Linked DNA regions of Mus musculus: all the other regions are linked to region 1. The links are chromatin loops, found by intact Hi-C in ENCODE. Cell type or tissue: left cerebral cortex. All regions are shown on one strand. Links, peaks and the distances in the headings refer to the core of each region. The heading gives the core; the rest is flanking DNA.

Region 1 (7,922 bases), core at 2,153-4,652:
GAGGTGAGGGCAGGAGGACCCCTGGGGCTTGGTGGCCAGGTTTAGTGAGAGATTCTGCCGCAGGCAGAGTTGGTGACAGTGGACAAACAGCAGTATTTGCACAGACGCTGTATCCTCAGTACTTGAATTAAAGGCATGAGACATTACACCTGGTAAAACTGCAGGTGCACCGAGGGAAAGCGAGACAAACGACCTGAGACCCAGTGGAAAGGGCTTCAAGGTAGGGTTTCCCCTCACTACATATATTTTTACTTCAAAAGGGTTTTGTTTATTTATTTTTTATGTGTATGAGTGTTTTGCTTGCATGGCTATTACATGCATGTATGTATGCACATGCCTGATGCTCAGGGAAGTCAGAAGAGGATATCAGATTTTTTGGAACTGGAGTTACAGATGATTGTGAGCTGCCGTGTGGGTGCTGGGAACTGAACTCAGGTCCTCTGCAAGAGCAGCCAATGCTCTTAACCACTAGGCCACATCTCCAGCCCCACTCACTACATTTCCTTCTTTTCTTTTCTTTTCTTTTCTTTTCTTTTCTTTTCTTTTCTTTTCTTTTCCTTTCCTTCTCTCTCTCTCTCTCTCTCTCTCTCTCTCTCTCTCTCTCTCTCTCTTTCTTTTTCTTTCTTTCTTTTTTTTTTTTTTGATTTTTCAAGACAGGGTTTCTCTGTATAGCCCTGGCTGTCCTGGAACTCACTCTGTAGACCAGGCTGGCCTCGAACTCAGAAATCCGCCTGCTTCTGCCTCCCAAGTGCTGAGATTAAAGGCGTGTGCCACCACTGCCGGACCTCACTATATTTCTTAAGTCATTGAGCTTCCTACAGCTTGATGCTCACTCCCATCTATGAGCAATCACTGCTGGGATCCAGCGGAAAGCTGTCTGTTTCCACGAAATCCTGCTCATTTTTATGAGCTGTCTCATTTCCACAGAAATTCATGGCTATTTTTGTAAACTACCTCAGCCCATAGAGTACTTGCAAAATCGCACTGTTACCAAATGAACTATAAATGGGTTAAGCGGTATTAGCATTCATTTCAAAGCTGGATGTGGTGGCATATACTTCATCTCAGCACTTGGAGACAGGGTTTTGTTGGAGACAGGCTCTCTCTGTAATTCTGGCTGGGCTGAAATTCCCAGGACACAGAAGACCATGAGTTCAAGAGCATATAGCAAGACTGTAAGGAAGAACAAACAAACAAACAAACAAACAAACAAATCCAGAGTTAACAGGAATAAAAGCTGTCTTCCCTAAAAAAGTATCAAAGCCCTTGCTTACAAATCTCAGCTGAGATGAATACCAGGGACATTGGGTGTATAAAGGGACCGGGTTTAGCTAGTAGGGGGCAGATGCAAATTACTATAAAATTCAGAGCAATGTGGATTAGCAAGCATGTGGAATAAAGAATATGTGTGCTTACTGTTGCCTGACAGGAAACATTTCTCCGAAGAAGGGAAACATTTACTGGGAGTTACGGGAGGGTCAGAAATGTACTGCCCCAATGAGGAAATAGAGAATTCCAGGAAGATGAACGGAGGGTAGGAAAGGAAGAGCCAGGCACAAGCAGGAGTGTTTGACTGGGAAGCTGGGTGCTCAGGAGGAGGAGGTCAGAGGACTGGCCAGCATGTCTGATAGCTTTATCACAGGGTCAGCGTATCAGCCGAGCACTAACACAGCTGGAGTTTGGTTCTTAGCCCTCCAAAAACAAGAGACCTAGTTTGGACAGCAAATTAAATGCTCCTAGTGGCCGCTGCAGAGAAACCCTCAATCTATCAACTACTTTGCAGAGGAACGGAAAAGGAAATGATGGTTGCTTGACGATTAGAGTTTGTACACTGTGTTTCCACCCGCCCTTGTGATTGCAACCTGAATTTTACCAGGTTCCCTCTGACCCATTCCCATGGTAGTTTCCAGTCCCATGGATGAGTCAGTGAATTAGGTTCTGTAAAAAGTTGCCAAACAGAATCCCGGAGCTTTAAGCAAGGGCAGACAGGACCGGCCTAAACCTACTCTGGAAATTTCTCAGAGTACAATGGTCCATCCCTTTTGCTGTGAATTTTCAGGAACGTTGGGGCTGCTTGCAATACACAACCTTGATGTGGTAGTATGTGCCTGTGATCCCAGCATTCAGGATGTTGGGGCAGGAGGATCAGAAGTTCGAGACTCCCCTCAGCAAGCTCACAGTTGTCTGTTTGATTATTGTGTGTGGAGGGGAGGCACACATGGAGGAGTCAGGGGATAGTAACTGACCAGAGTCAGTTCTCTCTTACCGGGAGGGATCTTCAGGCTTGGCACCTGTACCTGCTGAGCCATTTCTGGAGCCTACGCTTTCCCGTGTGGGATGGAAATGAATGTGAACAGGTGAGATCGTGGAAATAGTCTCCCGGGGCCCAATGGTACCTGTTTTCCAGTGTCATTCAGTGCTTGCACGGGATGGATATTTTAGAGTAGCAGAATGGACCTGGAATGGGGCAAAGCACAGTCCTATATATTTTTTAAAGTTAATTTATTTATGTAAATGAGGACTGTCTGCATATACACCTGAAGGCCAGAAGAGGGCGCCAGGTCTCTTTATAGATGGTCATGAGCCACCATGTGCCAATGCTCTTAACCGCTGAGCCATCCCACAGGTCTCCAAGCCTTATTAACCCCAGGCCTCTAGTAAGAGCATAGGTGCTACATGTGAGGAGAGTGTACCCTGAGATGGAGTCTTCAGTATCCCAGGCAAACTTTCCATGGAGCCTTGAATTCTCCATCCTCCTCCCTCCACCTCCCATTCTGGGATTACAGCCATGCTCACCATGTTAGACTTCTGCATTGCCGAGGCTTGAACCCAAAACTTCCTGCATGTTTAGCCAACGAACCTACATTCCTTTCCTCTGTCCCTCCCACCCCAAGAACAGATAAATATTCTGATTCAGTGGTTCTCAACCTTCCTAAGTCTGGGACCCTTTAATACTGTTCTTCATGTTGTGCTGACCCCCAACCATAACATTATTTCAGTTGCTACTTCATAACTGTAATTTTGTTATGAATTGTAAGGTCAATCTCTGTTTTCTGATGGTCTTAGGAAACTCCTGTGAAAGGGTCACGAGTCCACAGGTTGAGAAACTCTGCTCTAGGCTAGTAACCCCAAAGTTCCCAGAGCACAGCTAGATTCTCATTAGGCTAACATAGGTGGTCAGCTTCCAGGTGGACTGCCACTATCCTGGAGTTTACATGAGCTCCTAGCTAAGAGGCACTGAGAGCTGGCCCTGGAGAGCCTTTAGCATTTAGAGCCCGAGGTTGGCGACTGTCCTGCTTTTTCCCAGGAGACTCTCTTTTCATCGCTTCACGGTTTAGTTACTACTCTAGCTTTTTTTTCTAAGCTGCCAGCAGCTTAATCTACAGCATAAAGTGGGGTGTGTGCTGGGCTCTAAGAGTAGTCGCTACACCGATCCAACGGCGGCCTGCAGCGCCCTCTGGCGGTGCCTGTTGCTGGCATGCAACACTGCGAGAGTCTCTGGAGGCTCACAGGCGCCTGACTGCCAGTAGCTAGGTACCTGAGTTCTGAAACCTTTCTTTGCTGTCTCGCTTCTTTCCAAGGATTTTCACTGCTCTTCAGGCTCTTGCGGAGGAGTACGCGGCATCTAAGATGGGTTTAACTGGAGTTCATAGAAAGCCAGGATGCTCCCATTGGAACCTCAAGTGTGGTCAACTGGATAACGAGTCTGGATTCACAGTGTCCTCGGTATTCCCCCACCTGGTCCCCCTCACACTTCCTTTCCTGTCCTGGACATTGAAGAAAGTCTGACAGTGATCCCTGAAGCTAGGGACCTCCAGAATAGAGGGAGCAGCATCTCCACCACAGGAAGTGTGTGTAGGAGAGATTCTCGGTTTCAGCCATTACATACAAACACACAATACAAATCCGGGTGGTCTGTGACAGTTTATACCCTTGCCACACAGGACACAGATTCAAATGTGATCATGGATGAGTTGTTGGCCTTCTCTGGTTGTCCCATTTTAATTTGGACCTTCTGGAAACCAAAGGTCACATCTCTGTTGAAGACTAGGAACGAAAAGGGTTATTGGGTCAGTGTGAATTTGTATTGGATTCTAAGCAAGCTCTTGACGGGCTGACGGGAGCAAAGAGAGAGCCAAAGGGGCCTTCTGATTTAGCGGAAGGACAGTGTTTTGGGCCTGGAGAGCCTTCCAGCGGTCCCATGATACTAAAGAAGGACTCTTACTCATTTCCCATCCTTTCTACCGAGTCAGACCAAATTGTCAGTAGCAGAGATCCAGGAGATTAGACTCCTTCCGAGTATCATGGAAATAACCCTTTTGCCAGCTACAGGTTAAAAAATATATATGTATGATTTCCATTTGTCTTTCAATAGCTCAAGAATTTAGGTCTGGACATCCACTTTAATTGATAAAAGGGCTCAGGTAGCAACCAAGCCCTCTAAGACACTCAAAGAGTGGGAGTCAGGGCTCCAGGCACTGCCTAGTTTGCAGCAGCTCCATCTCAGCAGGCACAGATGCTCATGCGCACACTTATTAACAGGGACCCTAGAGCAGGGCTGGTGGAAACAGAGGCAGGCCGGCTCTGTGAGTTCAAGCTCAGCCTGGTATACAGCATGAGTTCCAGGACAGCCAGGGTTACACAAAGAAACCCTGTCTTAAAAACAAAAACAAAAACAAAAACAAACAAACAAATCAACAAAGGACCCTAGAGCCTGAATGGGCCACATAGATGAGGAGGAGGCATTTGGGAGAGGAACATGATTTAAGGTCCTGGAAGCTGGAGTTTAGGTTAGACCAAATTCAGAGCTTCAGAGAGGAGCAAGTTTCTTAAAGAAAACAGGATTCCAAGTAGGGCCTGGTGACACACCCTGCAACAGGGTCTCAGACCTTAACACAACTGACTCCACGATTTTGTCTATAACTAAAGTCTATAGTAGCCTTCAAGGTTAGTCATAGCCCATCTATTCTGACTCATTAGCCTGGATTCCTTTAGCCTAGCCACTGATCTGCTCTGCAGTCAGTCAACTCCACCATGGCTTGTAGTGGCATGAAGCACAAGAAAACCTACAGGCTCATTTTCAGAGTCGTGCAAATGCACGGCTTGACACTAAAATTCCAGTCTCTTCCTTAGTCCTTTCCCCATTCTGTTTTCACTTCAAGCCTTGTGCTCCTAGGGAAGAGACCGTCTTCCAATCATCCCCAGTGTCTGGACATTGTAGAACTCACAGTCGGGGTTCAACAAGCATTTGTCAGCAGCTCAGCCTCAAATGTCTTTTGGGCTGGGAGAAGTGGCTTAGCAGTAAGGACCGCTAGATGCTGTTACAGAGTTTGAGTCTTAACATTCACAGTAGGAAGTTCAAACCCGCCTATCTCTAGCTCCATTGGATCTGATATCTTTTTCTGGTCTCTCTTGGGGCAGGGACATCATTTACCCCGGCACAGGCGCACACGTATACAGTTTTTTTTTTTTTTTAATGTCTTTGATTAGGCATGGTGGTGCACACTTGTGATGTCAGTGTCAGGGATGCAGAGGCAGAAAAATCCTGAGTTCCGTGGCCTGATCTAATCAGAGGAAAAAAATCCTTGACGCAGCAGCTCTAAATGCACATCTACTGTATCGACACTCTACAGGTGAGGCCTAGAATAGAGAACAGGATCAATCCATTGCTTCTGACTGCCAATGAGTGCGGAGCGCTGTGATTGGCCCTTGTTTAGGTAAAAGAGTGAGCGCGGGTGTCTTCTGGGAAGTCATGGCGTCGCTGAATTGTAGGACTGCGGTCTGTGTGGTCTGTTTGGAGAAGCCGAAATACCGTTGCCCGACTTGCCGCGTGCCCTAGTGAGCCAGAGCGGGTAGTGGGTTCGGAGGGAGGCCGGGCTGCGGGCGGCGGCTGCGGGCAAGGGGTACGTGCTGCGGCCGCTCGTGCTGATCGTGCTGACCTGAGCCTGTCTGTCTCATTACAGCTGTTCGGTCCCCTGTTTTCAGAAGCACAAAGGTAAGACCCCGGGACACCGTCGCAGCCCTTGCTCCTTCTTTGTACCGTACAGGCCCCATGCCCCCAGGAACCCGAAGCGGGAGGATTCCCGCCAGTTCAAAGCCAGCCTGACTACAGACTGAGACCCTGTCTCAAATAATCCAAAGCAAGTCAGCTGCTTTCTTGGGAAAAGTCTTAGCTATTTATTCATCTTGACATTCTAGTGTAGCCCCTCACTATCGCAGAAACTGCCTTGGCTGAGGTCAATTAGCCAGCAATGGTTGTCTTTAAAATATGGTTGTTTATTATTTACAATAGGAGAAATTTTCTTTTTCTGTGTGTGGTATTTTGAGACAGGTTCTCCTCCTCCTCCTCTTTTTTTTTTTTTCCGAGGCAGGGTTTCTCTATGTAGCTCTGGCTGTCCTGGGACTCACTCTGTAGACCAGGCTGGCCTCGAACTCAGAAATCCGCCTGCCTCTGCCTCCCGAGTGCTGGGATTAAAGGCGTGAGCCACCACGCCCGGCTGGTTCTTTTTCTTCTTTCATTTTCCTTCTTTCTTTGTTTGCTTTTCAATAAAGGGTTTCTGGCTGCCTTCGAACTCGCTCTGTAGACCGGGCTGGCTTCAAATTCATAGCGATCTGCCTGCCTCTTGCCTCCCAAGTGCTGTTTTATTTTGTGCTGAGAAAGAGTATCTCAGATTCACTATATATTCCTTTTTTTGTTTTGTTTTTGTTTTTGTTTGTTTTTCGAGACAGGGTTTCTCTGTGTAGCCCTGGCTGTCCTGGAACTCACTTTGTAGACCAGGCTGGCCTCGAACTCAGAGATCTGCCTGCCTCTGCCTCGCGAGTGCTGGGATTAAAGGCGTACACCACCACGCCTGGCTGAACTATATATTCTATACTCCTCCCAGACTCACAATCCCCATGCCTTAGTTTCCTAATGCTGGGATTAAAGGCACAAGCCACCACGGCCCAGCTGAGACTGGCTCTTTTTTTTTTTTTTTTATGTAGTTCAGGCTGGCCTATCTATCATGATCATGCTTTGTCATCCTCAAATGCTAGGATTATAGGAGCCACCAGAACTGGTTAAAATAAGTTCCTGACCTATTGAGAATGGAGCTGGAGCGATGGCTCGGCTGTTAAGAGCTTCTTGTTGCTTTCCCAGAGGTTCTGAGTTTGGTTTTCAGCACCTGCCTACTATAGGCAACTTGTAGGTCCATTCCCAGGGGCTCTGACTCCCCTTCAGGGGCTCTGACTCCCTCTTCTGGCCTCTGTAAACACTGCATACATGTAGCACATTCTCCCTCTGTCTCTGCTGTTTTCTCCCACCCCAGGCTCAGACCTATCCCTGCCGAAATGCTTGCTTTCTGCTTGTGAAAGCTCGCTCCGTTAAGTCTCTGGGCTTCCTCAGGTAGACTTAGAGCAGACTTTTCTTACCTTATCCATGTGTTCCATGACTACTAAACCCCTCTGACCTGGGAGTTATGACCTTCATGTCCTAGCGGCACATGGGTGCACACATACAGTAACTGTTGATGAATTGTGTTATGTTTATAGAAGTCACTGCCATTAATCCTGGGGGAAGTCCTGTGAAGGTAGGGTGGGGCACACAACCACCTTGCCCAGGTCCAAGCTCAGTCGGCTTCCTCGCCCCTTCTGCTGGACTCGGAATTACTCACGGTTCTCTGACTGATCGCTTGGTTTGACCTGTCTCTCCCTCTGTGTGTCTCTACCCAGTACACATTCAGTACACTGGCCGTGATGGGGACTTGCGGCCTCGTTGGCTGGCATGGAGGGTTGTGTTTGGCTATGCCTGAAATTTGTGTCTCTCTCAGAGCAGTGCAGCTCTGAAGCCCGACCTGTTGAGAAGAGAAGAGCAGGGCCTCCTGTGAGGTCTGAGGAGAGCAAAGGTGAGGTGGTTGGGGCTTTTGTTGTTGTGTTTGTTTGTT
Region 2 (7,922 bases), core at 1,860-4,359, 75 kb before region 1:
ATGTACTGACAAGTAAGTGCAAGCAGTCGAAGAAGAGTCGAGGGTTTTGTTTGTTTTTTATGTACATTGGTGTTTTACTTGCATGTATGTCTGTGTGAGGATGTCAGAGTCCCTTGAACTGGAGTTACAGACAGGTATAAGCTGCCATGTGGGTGCTGGGAATTGAAACCAGGTCCTCTGGAAGAACAGGCAATGATCTTAATCTCTATGCCATCTCTCTAGCCCCTTCTGGATCTTTTGTTTTTTTATTTCATCCATATCTGGCTTCACTATTCTGCATTATTTCCCTAACTGTTACATATGCAGTATTCTAAGACTTCTTTCTGCCTAAAATATGCTTGCTTTTACTACTATTTTCTTGAAGGCTAGTTCACATTTAAACTGTCCTAAGGATTTCAAAATTGTGAAGTAAGCAGGCATTTTTAACTGTTACTTTTGTTGTTGTTGTTGTTTTGTTTTGTTTTGGGTTTGTTTTCTCATTTTAAGGATTTAGAACAATTTTTAAGAGACTGGAGAGGTAGCTTATTTGATAGAGTGCTTCTCTAGAGCTCATAGAACCCTGGATTCACTTCCCATCACAGCATAAAGTCATGTGTGGTGGCACACACCTGTTTTCCCAGGGTTATACAGCATGCACGCTCACCTACTCACCCCAGAAAAAGAACCCACTACAGACAAAAGTAAGAATTACTCCAAAGTCCAACATGGTGAACCACTGAATTTTTATTGGAGTTACTAACAGAAGTATGGGTGAGAGAAACAGGTACTGAATTATGCAGCTCTATCAGAGCTAGAAAGTAGTTAAGAGCACTACTCTCTTCCAGAGGACCCTGGTTCAATTCCCAGTACCCACCTGGTGGCTCTACAGGATCTGCTCTCTTCTGACTTCTGCCCAAGCTGGGTAGGTCAAAAAAAAAATCTCTTAGCATTTTGGCTGGTCAGTCTTCTCAGGCAATTGTTTGTGGGTTGTATACAGCTGGGGCAGGGGCACTTTGAAGATCTTGGCAGGTTTCAGCTTTATGTGAAGTTTAACAACCTGAATCTCATAAGCCTTCTGCGACCACATCTTGGAGGGAATATATTATGTACATGTGCTATGCTTGCAGAGGCCAGAAAAGGGCATCAGATCCCCTTGGACTTAGAACTTCAGCTAGTTGTTATACATCATGTGGGTACTGGAAATTAAACCCAGTTCCTCAGAAAGAGCAGCCAGTTTTCTTTTCTCTCTCTCTCTCTCTCTCTTTCTCTCTCTCTCTCTCTCAAGATTTATTTATTTCATGTCTATGAGTACACTGTATCTGTACAGATGGTTGTGAGCCTTCATGTGGTTGTTGGGAATTGAATTTTAGGACCTCTGCTCACTCTGGTCAACCCCGCTCGCTCAGTCCCCACTTGCTCCAGCCCAAAGATTTATTTATTATTATACATAAATATACATAAATACACTGTAACTGTCTTCAGACGCACCAGAAGAGGGCCTCCCTCAGATCTCATTATAAGTAGTTGTGAGCCAACATGTGGTTGCTAGGATTTGAACTAAGGACCTTCGGAAGAGCAGTCAGTGCTTTTACCCTCTGAGCCATCTCGCCAGTACTCTTAATGGCTGAATCATCTCTTTAGTTTCACAGGGAGACTATTTCAGTTCTGGGGAAATTGCTACACAAACAAACTGAGGATCAGAAGTTCAAAGTTATCTTAGTGAATTCTGGACCAGCCTGAACTACATGAGACCCTGTCTCAAAAGAAAAAATCTAGCTGTATAAATAGTCATTTAATCCAGGTATTATTGATAGGGTGTGGTGTGGTGTGTGTGTGTGTGTGTGTGTGTGTTGCATTGCTCAAAGACTAGTTTGGATTGTACTTCACCACCACATGTAGACCATATATGAGTTTGTGACTAAGAAGATGTTGTATGGCTAGGTGTTCATTTTAAATGCCCTCAGCACAACTCTGTGTATCCTGTTTCCCCCTCTAATAGGTTGTAGAGGAGCATGAAAGTGTGGAACAGAGTCGGCGAGCACAAGCTGAGCCCATCAACCTGGACAGCTGTCTCCGTGCCTTCACCAGTGAGGAGGAACTGGGGGAAAATGAGATGTACTACTGCTCCAAATGTAAAACACACTGTTTGGCAACCAAGAAACTGGACCTCTGGAGGCTTCCTCCAATCCTGGTATGTTAATAGCCCTGTCTATGAGAAGAATCTAGTGTGAGTTAGAGGAGTCATTAGCAGGATTTCAGGGCTACTTTTGAAGATAAGGTATTTCCTATAACTGTGTTTAGAAACTTTTCTACCTGGGTATGGTGGCACATGCCTTTAATCCCAGAATGTGAGAGGCTGAGACAGGAGGATCACCAAAAACTTAAAGCAAGCCTAGGCTACATAGTGAGTTCCAACCTAACCTAGACAAAGTAAGGCCCTGATTCCAAAAATAAAGAAAGTAAGGTTGGGGTTATAAAAGTTGCCTAAAGTAATTGCTTTCTCTGAGGCTTGCTTGTCTGCTAACCTAAGCCTAGTCCTGGAAGCTTCTAGCCTTTGTGCAGTCTTATCTAGGCCTAGAATGTTTTCAGCCTCTGAGACTTACTGCTGAATAAGCTCACCCCTTCCGAGTTCTGAGCTCTGGCTGGCTGATTCAACTCAGCTGTTCTGGCTCAAACTCCTTTCCAAGCTGATTTAATCAGGCTTCTCACTCTGAGTCTCTCCTGAATTGCAGAAAACCTCAGCTTTTCTGGCTCATTTTCATTCTCTGGCTCATCTCTCTTCATCCTGTCTCTGTACAATGGTCCTGGTAAAACTGCTTCTACTTCCCTCTCTGCACTACTAGCTCTTAAGTAGCTTCCCTTTTCTCTCTCTTTAAGAGTTGAGCATATCCTATTCTGTTAATCTTTTTTGATTCATCATATTCATCATCAATTAGACATCACTTTCAAATATGTGTGCTTCTTTCTCCAAACTAACTTTACTTTCACTATTTTCAATTAAGGGTATGTCTGTATTCCAAACAGGTCGATTAAAGATGTGTCATTACAGCTTGATTACACAGACCTAAAAGGTCTTTTGATTTGATCCTTTGCCAGAGTAGCCATGTTGCTGGATTAAAATTCCTCTACAGACAGAATCTTACTATGTAGTGCTGGTTGGCCTGAAACTTGCTATATATAGATCAGGCTGGCCTCAAACTAAGAGATCCACTGCTTCTGCCTCCCTAGTTCTGGGATTAAAGGTGGGCACTACCACAATCTGTTCCAGTATTAGGAAGTTTTCTATTTATTTTTATTTTATATGTGTGGATGTTTTTGCCTGCATATCCATGCACCAAATACATCATGTGCACGAAGTGCCCCCAGAGACCAGAAGAGGGCACTGAATACTCTGAAAATGGGTTTATAGAGGGTTGTTAACTACCACATGGGCACTGGGAACAATCTCTGAGCTATTTCTCCAGCACCAGCACTCCTAGTATACTGTGAACATAATAGCTTCTCAAGAATGAATATACAAGAAATTGATGACATTCATTTGGCTAGCTCCAGAAATGAAAACTGAAAGAAAGGAAGATATAGGCATGGGCAGACCTAGGAACCCAGTAGATGAGGAAGTGGGAATTTTTTAAATATAAGGTATGATTAATAAGCAGCTAAATTTGATTTTTCAATGTCAGGCTTGATGTCTTTGCCAATTGCATATATACATATAACAATGACATAATCAAGGAATAATATCATTTATTTAAAAAATATAATTGAGATTGTTAACAATGCACGAATGTTACATGTTCTTCAGAACCCTTGAATGTTCCTACCTTTTCTTCTTCAGATTATTCACCTTAAACGATTTCAGTTTGTAAATGGACGGTGGATAAAATCACAGAAAATTGTTAAATTTCCTCGTGAAAGTTTTGACCCTAGTGCTTTTTTAGTACCAAGAGACCCAACTCTTTGCCAGCATAAACCACTCACACCCCAGGGGGATGACTTCTCTGAGCTAAGGATCCCAGCAGGAGATGTGAAGAAAGTGGATATCCAGAGCTCAGCAGGGGAGGAGGATGTGCTCCTGAGCAAGAGCCCATCTTCACTCAGTGCAAATGTCACCAGTAGCCCAAAAGGTAAGGGGAAGGGCTTCCATCTCTATTTCAGCATTGTTACTTTGAGCACAAGACAACAGCCTCCTTAAATCTAGATTCTCGTTGGTCATTCATAAAATGAAGAAAATACCAAGTTACAGCGAGAGGATTTGAAATACCAGGAGTAGTGGCGCTTTAAGTCACAAACCAGAGAAACATCAGTGCTGGTGTGCAGCCAGTTTCTTTTCCCATTTTTTTGCTTTAAGTTCAGGATTCCAGCCTACAAGATGATAAAACCCATGGTGGGTCTTTGTTCTTAATTAAATCTTCCTGGAAGCACTCTGAAGCACACTCAAGAGGTGTGTCTCCTGGTGATTCTAAACCTACTCAGATCCAAGATGACAATGATTAACCATCACAAATACCAAAAACCATGGATATTCAAGTACCTTAAGTAAAGTATTGTGTTATTTACATATAACCTGCTCATATAGCCTCTGCACATTTTAAATCATCTCTATTTCTTTTATAATACTCAATACAAGATACAGGTGGGATATAATACACACCTATAACCCCAACTCTTGGAAAACTAAGACAGGGAAATGTCAAGGTTTTTTTGTTGTTGTTTGTTTTAAAGATTTATTTATTTTATGTATATGAGTACATCGTCAATGTCTTCAGACACACCAGAAGAGGGCATCAGACCCCATTACAGATGGTTGTAATCCACCATGTGGTTGCTGGGAATTGAACTCTGGACCTCTGGAAGAGCAGTCAGTGCTCTTATCCGCTGAGCCATCTCTCCAACCACCCAGAAATTTTACATTTCTTTGTTTTTTTTAAATGTATTTATTTATTATATGTAAGTACACTGTAGCTGTTCTCAGACACTCCAGAAGAAGACATTGAATCCCATTACAGATAGTTGTGAGCCACCATGTGGTGCTGGGATTTGAACTCAGGACCTTTGGAAGAGCAGTCAGTGTTCTTAACAGCTGAGCCATCTCTCCAGCCCAAAATTTTACATTTCAAGCCAGCTGGTCTACATACATTCTATCTTTAAAAATATAGATAAGAAGCCGGGCCTGGTGGCACACACCTTTAATCCCAGCACTCGGGAGGCAAAGGCAATCGGATTTCTGAGTTCGAGGCCAGCCTGGTCTACAAAGCCAGTTCCAGGACAGCCAGAGAAACCCTGACTCATAAATAAATAAATTAATAAATAAATTAATAAATAAATGTAAATATATGCACACGTATGTATACTTATATGTATAGTTACATATACATATGTGATTTTTTATGTATATGCATAAGTAAATTGCTGTGTTATGTTAATAGCTTATTTATAAAATCATACAAAAGAAGTCTGTGTTTTAGTACAAATACAGTTTTATTTCTGTTGTTAGCTTGTTTGGTTTTAGTTTTCAAGACTGGGTTTCTCTGTGTAGTTCTGGCTCTCCTGGAACTCTGTGGGTCAGACTGACCTCGAACTCAAGAGATTCACCTGCCTCTGCCTCCTGAGAGCTGGGATTATAGATGTATACCACCACTAGCTGGCACAATTGAGATTTTTATTTTTTTGGATTTTTCGAGACAGGATTTCTCTGTGTAGCCCTGGCTGTCCTGGGACTCACTCTTTAGAACAGGCTGGCCTCAAACTCAGAAATCTGCCTACCTCCGCCTCCCAAGTGCTGGGATTAAAGGCATGCGCCACCATGCCTGGCTGAGATTTTTATTTTTTTATTAAGTCTGATTTATACTTTTCTGGATCTTGTGGGGCCCACAGATGAAGACTAAGCGTGTATGATTCTTTTTACCATCTCTTGCTAACTATAGCTCCAACCCTGTATGTGAACTTTATTTTCATTCTCTCAAAAATATACAGTGGAATAAGTACCCTTTTCATTTTTTTTTTTTCCTTTTGGGTTTTTTGAGACAGGGTTTCTCTGTGTAGTCCTGGCTGTCCTGAAACTCACTCTATAGACAAGGCTTCCTTAACTCGAAGAGATCTGCCTGCCTCTGCCTCCTGAGTGCTGGGATTAAAGAAGTGCACCACCACTGCCCTGCTCCTTTTAATCTTTTAATCTTAATCTAAGGAAAAGATGTTTGAGTATTGTGTAGTTTTAATTCCTCAGTTTTTATATGGTTTGGTGGTTTTTGTTTGGTTTGTTTGGGTTTTTTTTCCCTCTTGCTTCATTTTGCTAGGTATTGAACCCAGGATTTCATACATGCTAGACAAGTGCTTTACCACTTGAATACTTCTCCAGGCGTTTTTTATTTTTATTTTTGAGATAGTACTTCACTAAGTATCCTGAACGGAATCCAGCTTAACATTGTCTAGACTGACCTTGAATTTAAATCCTCTTTCTTGAGTAGCTGGAGTTACAGGCGTGTGCCACCAGGTCTTGACCTCAGTTTTCATCTCTAACATGAGAAATCATTACAAGTAAATTGTATATGGATTCTAAGGGTCCTTGGTAATTTGTTTTTCTTTGTTTTGTTTTTTTTGCTTTTTGAAATAGGATTTTGCTGTAGTGGTACAAGTTGGCCTGGAACTCACTGTGTAACCCAGGCTATCCTTGAACCCAGAGTCTGTCTGCTTTTGTTTCCTGAGTATCAGGATGACAGGTGTACGCCACCACACCCAATCTAAGAATGTATTTATAAAATTCATTGTTTTGAGCTGAATGTGACATAAATCACCTTTCTGTGATTTTATAATTCCTATAATGTGTTCTGCATTTTGCTGCTGCCTATCTGATTAGCTGTTCTTATTAGGGTTCTCTAGAGGGATTAGAATGACTAATAGGCTGTGGTCCAGCTACCCCAACAATGGCTGTCTACCAATGGAAGGTCCAAGAATTAGTAGTTGTTCAGTCCATGAGACAAGGTGTCTCAGCTGGTCTTCAGTAAACCCCAGAATCCCAAAGGAGTAGGCATTAATGCCAGTAAAGAAATGGACATGCCATCATGAGCAAGAGCAAACAGGCAAAGAATGAAAGCTCTCTCCTTCCATGTCCTTTATACAAGTCATCAGCAGAAGGTGTAGCCCAGATTAAAAGTGCATTTTGCCACCCCAAAAGATGTAGATTTTGAGGCACTGGTATCACACACCTTTAATTCTGTCACTCTGGAAGGAGAGGCAGGTGGATCTCAGAGTTCCTGACTATCCTGGTTTACAGAGCATGTTCTAGAACAGCCAGGACTATACAGAGTCCTAAAAATTATATATACAGGCTAAAATAAATATAGGCTAAACCCTATCTCAAAAAAGAAAAACAAAAACTAAAAACCTGGATTAAAGGTTTATCTTCCAACCTCAAAAGATCTAAATTAAATCAGTTTTAAAGGTGGTGCACGTCTTTAGTCTCTGCTCTCTGAAGGCAGAGGAAGGCAGATCTCAAGTTTTAGACCAGCCTTGTCTACAGTGTGAGTTCCAGGACAGCCAGGGTTACACAGAGAAACCCTGTCTTGTGGGGATTAAAAAAATTAATATAGGTAATTTTTTAAAATCCTTATAGATGTCCACTTCAGTTTTAGTACATTTCAGATGTAGTCAGGTTTACAGCCAACAATAACTATCACAAGCTCTGTAATAAGGAGTAAGAGTAGGCAGCCAGCATTCTTGTCTTTGTATGTACATTAAGGAAGCTAGCTTCAGAGTTAGCATTTGGCATCAAACTTAACTTGTGGCATTTGGACTTAACAATTCTCCCTCTCTCTTTCACAGGTTCACCTTCTTCATCAAGAAAAAGTGGAGCCAGCTGTCCCTCCAGCAAAAATAGCAGCCCTAACAGCAGCCCACGGACCTTGGGGAGGAACAAAGGGAGGCTCCGGCTGCCTCAAATTGGCAGC
Region 3 (7,922 bases), core at 1,860-4,359, 60 kb before region 1:
AGCCTGGGCTCTATAGGGAGTGCCAGCTCTTAAAATTGCAAATTAAGCAAGGAGAGACTTCTTGTTGGAGATAAGGAATGGAGTAGGGTACATACTTGTCCTCAGAGGCTGCTGAAGCCCCAGGTTCAGTGCTGGATTGCTGTGAAAAGCAGAGGTGTGGAACTCCTGGCCATGCTCTTATGGACAGGTCACTTCCCTCTGCACTTCAGGTCCCCTTGGGAGTAATTATGACGTTGATGGGAGTAAGTATGACAGCATCAGAACTGGATCCTTTCTTCTACATAATAATTGCTAAGGCAAGCTCAGGATGGGATTGCTCAGGTTGATGTCCGAGTGGAAAGTAGGTACTGCCTGAACATGGGATCAAATGTCATTCATTAAAGCACCTTTCACCCCCTAAGTGTGCAAGAAACCCAGGGTGCAGGACTGCAGCAACCTTTGAGGTGCTAGCTCCCAGCGTTGGAGTGGCTTCCTGCAAGAGACTTATGAAGCTCTAAAGCAAGGCCTAGGAAACACCTCGGTGGCTCAGTGGGCTTTGCAGAGGCCATTTTGCTTTTCCAGTTGTGGGCAAGAGAGGAAGAACAACCAGGGAGAAACCATCCCTGAATGAGACAATGCAGAATCCTTAGCAACCAGCACAATGTTGTTGCTTAAGGCCAGATAAAGCTCTTACTGTGGAGATGCAGGTAGTGCCTGGAGCAGCCTGCTGCCTGGCAGCTGTCCTAGGGACAGGGCACCTGTAAATAACCAGCCCACGACCTGTGTCCTTAAACTGTGCCAGCTGGAGAAAGTCCCTGCTGCCACTCCTTGTTTGCATAGCTCGCTGCAGCTTGGAATTACAAATCAACATCATCTCATTTTTTAAAAGAACAAACTTTGGGCCTTGAAGGTAGTCCTGAGCCTAGACCTGGGTGGAAGTGTGCTACTTAGTTTTTTGTCCATTTAACACTAGCTAAAAACATCTGGGGGAAAGGATGACCCAATTGAGAATATGCCACCAGCAGACTGGCCTGTAGGCATGTCTAATGGTTGGTTAATGCAGAAGGACCCAATCCACTGTGAGCAGTGCCAACTCTTGAGAAAATGGTCCTGGGTTATTATCAAAATGTGCTGGGCAGTGATGGTGCACACCTTTAATCCCAGCACTTGGGAGGCAGAGGCAGGCAGATTTCTGAGTTCGAGGCCAGCCTGGTCTACAGAGTGAGTTCCAGGACAGCCAGGGCTACACAGAGAAACCCTGTCTTGTGAGGAAAAAAAAGCAAAACGTATGAGTCTTAGAAAGCAAACCAGTAAGCATGATCTATGCTATGCTTGAGTTCCTTCCCTGGCTTCTCTTGACGATAGACTGTAAAGTGTACGCTGAAATACACTCTCAGCCCTTTCTTCCCCCACGTTGAATTAGTCAGCATTTTATCACAACAAAGAACTCAACTAAGATGGGAAGAAAAGTTGGAAAGCCACTTAAATCTCAAATGATGTTTTTGTTCTATTTTTGTTGTTTTCGTTGTTTTGTTTTGAAATAAAATCACTTTTATCCCAGGGTAGATTCAAACTAACTATGTAACCAAGGATTGCCTTGAACTCCTGGTTCTGTTCCACCTTCAGAATGCTGGGATTCCAAGCAGACACCACCATGTCTGGATTGTACAGTGCTAAGGTTCAGGGCTTCCGTGCATGCTAGGCAAGCACTCTACCCACTAAACTACATCCCCAGGCCCTATTTAGAAGATCTGTTTGCGTATGCTATGTGTGTTCCACTGGTTACTGAACAACTCTCAACATGCATAGCTCTGTGAGGGGTGAACTTCATCCCTTTTTATGGATGAATTGGAGACTAGGTGTGGTTAAATCACCTGCCCAAGATGTTGGTGTCCCACTGGTAGAGTGTTTCTGAGCTGGATGCAAACCAAGATTCGAGGAGGAGACAGAATGGAATCAAACCCAGTTGCTGCTTTGTACCCCATTCCTGGGAAAATGGTCGACCTACAATGAGTTTCTGTAGCTTCCTCTTTGACAAGGTCACTAAGCCCTTGACTACTTCACAGTACAGTGATAACACAATGAACAAGTCAGTTGCACTTGTGCAAATACAGCATTGCAGCATCAGGAGAGGAAGTGGCTATCCTAATAGCAAAGCCTCCCCCAGTTCCTGGAAGATGACAAGGCCTCAGATCCAGGAAGTCTGCAGTGGCTCCTGAGGGACACTTAACATCTTAGGTTTGTTCCTTGCCTGAGGTGGCCCAGGGACCTCAGGAAGTAGATAGAAGAAGAAAGAGGGGAGTAGAGGGGGAGATGGGACCAGGAAAAGAAAAGGACTCTGGCTAGGGTAAAAGTCACTTGTTCCCAGCTGCATTCTGGAGCACCTGTGACAGAAGTCATCTAGGAAAGGCAAGCACGTGAGTTTCCTGGAGATGGCCCACCATTTGGCATGGCTGTGATGGACGCACCCTGGAGAGGCACAGCCCCAGAGACTTTGCCCCAGGATTGCTCTCACTGCTGATATGCCTTTCCTGTCACTGTTACACAGCCTGATGATTCCTGGGCATCAGTCCACCCCATTGGGTAAATTTCCTGCAGATCAACATGAAGATGAACTTTGATGAATTAATGCTGTTTAGATGAATTAATGACTTAATAGAATTCCTAATTTGATTCAAATAATTTTAGGAAGAAAGTTTAAGGAGATGGTTTTAGTTGTTCTGCCAGAAAGATGTAGTACAGTTAGAATCAAGAATAGGATGAAGCCGGCGTGGTGGCGCACGCCTTTAATCCCAGCACTTGGGAAGCAGAGGCAGGTGGATTTCTGAGTTCAAGGCCAGCCTGGTCTACAGAGTGAGTTCCAGGACAGCCAGAGCTACACAGAGAAACCCTGTCTCGAAAAACAAAATAAAACAACAACAAAAAGATTATAATGTGCCCCCACCTCATAGAATAGTAAGTAAAGGCCTAACAATAAGGAATACAGTGAGCTTTCATAAATGCACTAAGAGAAATAGGCTTGGGACAGATTTGTGATCAAGGAAAAACATTCATTCTAGGTCAGGTCCAAGGATGAGGCCACAGGTGTGCACTGTGATAAAGCAAGGCCATGTGAAACTTGCTTTGAACTTATAATGAAAATGAAACATTGCTTTGAACTTACTATTGATACCCTTCAGTAACTCTCTGTAACATTGTATCTGTGAGGTGATTTTTATAAAGAATTTTTAAGAAAGTAAAAAAAGGCTGAGAGAAAATAAAGTGTGACTATTGGGGCTCTTCAGATTCACCAAATGTATGTCTGTCTGTTTGTATGTATGTATGTACATATATACAGATGTATGAGCATACATGCAGTGCTCAAAGAGGCCAGAAGAGGGCAACCCTGGAACTGGAGTTGCACACGGTTGTGAATCACCATGTCAGTCCTCTCCTAGGAAGGACATCCAGGTCCTCTGTAAGAGCAGCCAGTGCTCATCTATCTGCTTTGTCCCCTGAGAGGTGTCAGTTTTGGATGGAGGTCTACCATTTCTAGCATCATCACCAGGGAAAGGGAAGCACCAGGTATGGTAAAGCACCGGTCTTTAATCCCAGTACTTGGGAGGCAGAGACAGATAGATCTCTGTCTCTTTGAGGCAAGCCTACTTTACAAAGTGAGACCCTATCTTCTTAAAAAAAAAATTTTTTTAAAAAAGGAAAGAAGAGAAAGCTAAAATTGGGCTCAATACCATACAGAAGAGGCACTTCTGGCTCTTCCTATGGAACTCAGCAGTTAGCATCAAAAATCTGCAGGCAGTTGGGGAGTTAGCCTGGTGTGTGCTGGCCTGCCGTGATAGCCGGATGGACATATGGTATTTGTGTTAAAGCCCAGGCTGCTGGGGATCAACCTCTGGGGACAAGGGGTCCAACTCAATTGTTCTCCCTCCCTTCTCAGGGAGGGCCAGGAAGGAAAGGAAGGAGAAGCTATTGTCCTCAGTGGGTTAAGCATCATCAGGTAGCCTGGCTGGCATGGGGCCAGTGGGAACGCTTTGATAGGCACTCTGATATCCTTTAAGGTTCACTCAAACCCCTGTCTTCCCCATGCTGCCTCTTAGACTGCTGTAAATCTCTGATAAGACACTATCAGGTGTGCAAAAGGCTAGCACTGATACCACACACTACCATGCAGGGTTTCACTGTATAGCTATGGCTCTCCTGAAACTTACTCTGTAGACCAGAATGGCTTCAAACTCACATAGATCTGCTTCCCTTTGCCTCTCAAGCACATGTGCCACTACACTTGGCACACATGGTGTTCATACATGCTAATAAAACAGTCACACACATAAAATATAAATTATTATTATTATTATTTAAAGCAGAAAATGACCAATCAGGACTAATTTGGTGTCTAGGGAAGTAGCCAGTATCAATTTTTTTTAATATTAATATTTATTATATGTAAATACACTGTAGCTGTCTTCAGACACTCCAGAAAAAGGAGTCAGATCTCATTACAGATGGTTGTGAGCCACCATGTGGTTACTGGGATTTGAACTCTGGACCTTTGGAAGAGCAGTCGGGTGCTTTTACCCACTGAGCCATCTCTCCAGCCCAGCCAGTATCAATTTGAAGAAAACTCTAAACTCCTTGTGTGACTTGGGAAGAAATGTTAAAAATCAGCCTGCTGCACTGCCTGACTAGTATCCTTAGCACCCATCTGGAAGGACAGCACAGGCTCTGTGCCTGCAGAGTCTTGAGACATCTCATCCACAGTTCGTTTGCATTGGTCCTGGGCTCATCTATTCTCACCAAACTCCAAACATTGGCATCTGCTGTCATACTCCCTCTCTGCTGCAGATGTTATCCCCGCTACCGTGAATCCTACCCATACCTTCTGCAAACTCCCACCCCCCTCTAATCACTGAAGGCAGCCCCCAGGACATATCTCATACACACTCTTTTTCTAATATTTAATTTTATTATTTTATGTATATGAGTGCTTCACCTGCATGTACACATCTGCACCACATATGTACCTGGAACCCAAGGAGGTGGTGAGCCTCCACATGGGTGCTGCAAATTAAACCTAGGTCCTTTGCAAGAACAAGTGCTCTTAACCACTGAGCCAACTCTCCAGCTCCTCAAACACACTCTGAAAGTAGTTCTATCCGTTGCCATGTAGTGTCTACTGCGCATGCCTGCTTCATCTTCAGGGTGCTCCCTAACTAAAAACACTATTACTGGCCCCTCAACACCTCACAGACTGGGCACCTCCTACTTCATTGCAGTGTTCCCAAAGGCAAAGCTGCTGTCCCCACATGTTACTGTCTTAATGAAATCACTGTTTTGTGAGTATCTTTCTGATTCTTGCTACTGTAATGAAATGCCTGAGTCAAACTGCTTTAAAAAGCAGAGGTTTATTTACACTATTGGTTCTAGACATACATAAATTACATAGATATACATAGATTACATAGACATACATAGATTACATAGACATACATAGATTACATAGACATACATAGATTAAAGGGATGGCAGAATTGGTACTGAGTCTGTGTATGGGGGGGGGTCTGGTTTTGGTTTCTCTTTTCTCTTATAAATCTCTCATTATTTAGTTATGGGGAGATTTCACCCTGATAACCTTATCTACTCCTAATCACCTTTCTTTTCTTTCTTTCTTTTTTTTTTTTAAAGATTTATTTATTTATTACACCCCAGAAGAGGGCACCAGATCTCATTACAGATGGTTGTGAGCCACCATGTGGTTGCTGGAGTTTGAACTCAGGACCTTCAGAAGAGCAGCGAATGCTCTTTTTTTTTTTTTAAAGATTTATTTATTATATATAAGTACACTGTAGCTGTCTTCAGACACACCAGAAGAGGGAGGCAGATCTTGTTACGGATGGTTGTGAGCCACCATGTGGTTGCTGGGATTTGAACTCTGGACCGTCAGAAGAGCAGTCGGGTGCTCTTACCCACTGAGCCATTTCACCAGCCCGAATGCTCTTAACCACTGAGCCATCTCTCCATCTCTCCAGCTCCCACTAATCACCTTTCAAAAGCCCCAACTTTTTACAATGTGTTGTCTAACTTGGGAGGGTGCATGTGGCTGCACATAAACATGCATGTATCTATGTAGAGACCACTGGCCCAGAGCTCACCAATTAGGCTAGAATGGTTGGCTAGTGAGCCCTCAGAGATCCTCTTGTCTCTGCCTCCCAGCAGTGGAATTACAAAAACACATCACCATGGCTGCCAATCTTATGTGGGTGCTGGGACTGAATTCAGATCCTCCTACATGGTGATCCCTTTACTAGCTGAACTATCTTTCTGGTCCCACCAATGTCCTACTTCTTATTTAATTGATTAACTTATTAGTAGGTGAGGGAGGGAATACACAGCACGGGGATAGAGTTTCAGGGGTCAGCTCTCTGCTGTCTTGTTGAGGCAGGATCTCTCTTGGTGTGTCTGCTCCTACAGAATACTATTCTTTCTCTTCTGAGTTCACTGTAGGAGCACTGGGATTACAGATGTATGCCACCATATCAGGCCTTTATGTAGGTTCTGGGGATCGAACTTGGGTCGTCAGGCTAGCACAGCAAGCAATACCTGCTTAACCCCAGTAGCCCCACTCCTAAACACAGAGACAGACTGTTTCTGCCATGCCTTTAATGTTACTGCCTCACATGTGAACCCTTTCAGAACACACCAAACTCCTATCCAAACTCCAGCACCCCATGCTGGTTTCATCTGCCTCAGAACTCCAACGTGAATCCAAGAGAAAAACAGGACTTCACACCTCTCCTCTGCAGTTCAGAAGTTTGATTCAGACCCTTGTCACATCCAAACCTATTTCCTCATGGGAGTGTCCCGAGAAGCCGGAAGCAGTCTCAATACAAGTCCATCCTATTCCACATCGGGCAGTTCCTCCTGTCACCTAACTCATGCCAGAATGTGGGTGGGCAGCTTAAGGGACATCGAAACTCCACTTTGACCAGCAGCCAGACACAGAGAGCAGAACACATTACCAAAGCCTCCCGGAGCACAATGATCGCATAGCAGATTCCCTGAGGACACAGAGAGCAGAAGCACTGAAGATCAAACATCTCCTATGCCCAGGCACCATGTGTGGAAACAGGTGTTCAAACTGTAGTACGACCCAGTTGATTATGTCTGCCACTGAGGGCAAGACAGCATAAATAGGCCTTAGAAAGCCAGGCTTATCCCAGGATTTCCCAGTGAGCAAGGTAAATATTTGGTTCCAGCCCCAGAATGATGTCTGATAATCCCGTTCCCTCCTGTCAGTTCTCCCTCATTCACCCATCCTGCAAGCTCTGTTGTGCCTGCCCTGCTCTGTGTGGTCGGTGTTGACCTAGTCAGTGACACTCGCATGCTTGTGAGTGATCCTTCCCTCGGGGTGGGAGGAACAGAGAACAGAAATCAACATAAAGTGGAGCTCCTGCCGGGTCTGAGCTGCTGTGCAGGGTTGAGACAGAGCAGAGCATTCAGCTCTGGGTGGGCAACGTGTCCTGGCCTGGTGGTCCCTATGGTCCCCTTTCTCGCTAAGTGGTACTCCCAGAAGGAACTCTCAGGCCAGCAGCAGTTTGAGGGGAGCAGCCCAGCAGGGACTGTGGGCTTTGTAGATCTGTGCTGAGCTACTAGCTTACTCATTATCCAGCCAAGGAGGTGCCCCTTTGCTTCTCCAAGAGCCTGTTTTCTCTGAAAGTGTGTTCTATAGCTCAGATCAGCAGCATCTCCCACAGGCTTAACATTTGAATGATGGCTCTCCAGCTTGCAGCGCCTTGCAGTGCCTTTTAGGATGCTGTGGAGCCTTTTCGAGGTGGGGCATGGCTCGTGGAAGCCCCTGGAGCCCAGCCTTTGAAGGTAATACCCGTCCCAGGTTCCAAGTAGGTCTTGCTTCCCAATTGGTCCCACCCATGGCCACACAGAGAAGGAGC

The links. Peaks named below come from ENCODE experiments on the same cell type or tissue, not always from the same donor. Only the 100,000 strongest peaks of a DNase experiment are listed, where the experiment ranks them.
Region 2: a loop joins it to region 1, with 4 times the contacts of the local background. A loop is called at or near these places in 12 of 42 quality-filtered maps.
Region 3: it touches region 1 in a loop (6-fold over the local background); 25 of 42 quality-filtered maps call a loop at or near these places.

The regions. Positions count from the first base shown.
Region 1 is chr11:84,914,172-84,922,093 of GRCm38, reverse strand. It overlaps Znhit3 (zinc finger, HIT type 3), which reads left to right and starts at 5,728. Exons shown (of 5, transcript NM_001005223.3): 1 at 5,728-5,838; 2 at 5,964-5,995; 3 at 7,809-7,883. The coding sequence starts at 5,753. In left cerebral cortex, for the core only: CTCF peaks have their summits at 2,534 (motif pointing right) and 3,465 (motif pointing left); DNase peaks (open chromatin) are centred at 2,575 and 3,461.
Region 2 is chr11:84,988,634-84,996,555 of GRCm38, reverse strand. Usp32 (ubiquitin specific peptidase 32) reads left to right here. Exons shown (of 34, transcript NM_001029934.1): 30 at 1,979-2,170; 31 at 3,815-4,103; 32 at 7,798-7,922. Among named protein-coding and RNA genes, the nearest start is that of Car4, 35 kb to the right of the region's middle. In left cerebral cortex, for the core only: a CTCF peak has its summit at 3,347 (motif pointing right); a DNase peak (open chromatin) is centred at 2,665.
Region 3 is chr11:84,973,754-84,981,675 of GRCm38, reverse strand. No RefSeq gene overlaps it. Among named protein-coding and RNA genes, the nearest start is that of Car4, 20 kb to the right of the region's middle. In left cerebral cortex, for the core only: a CTCF peak has its summit at 3,341 (motif pointing right); a DNase peak (open chromatin) is centred at 3,354.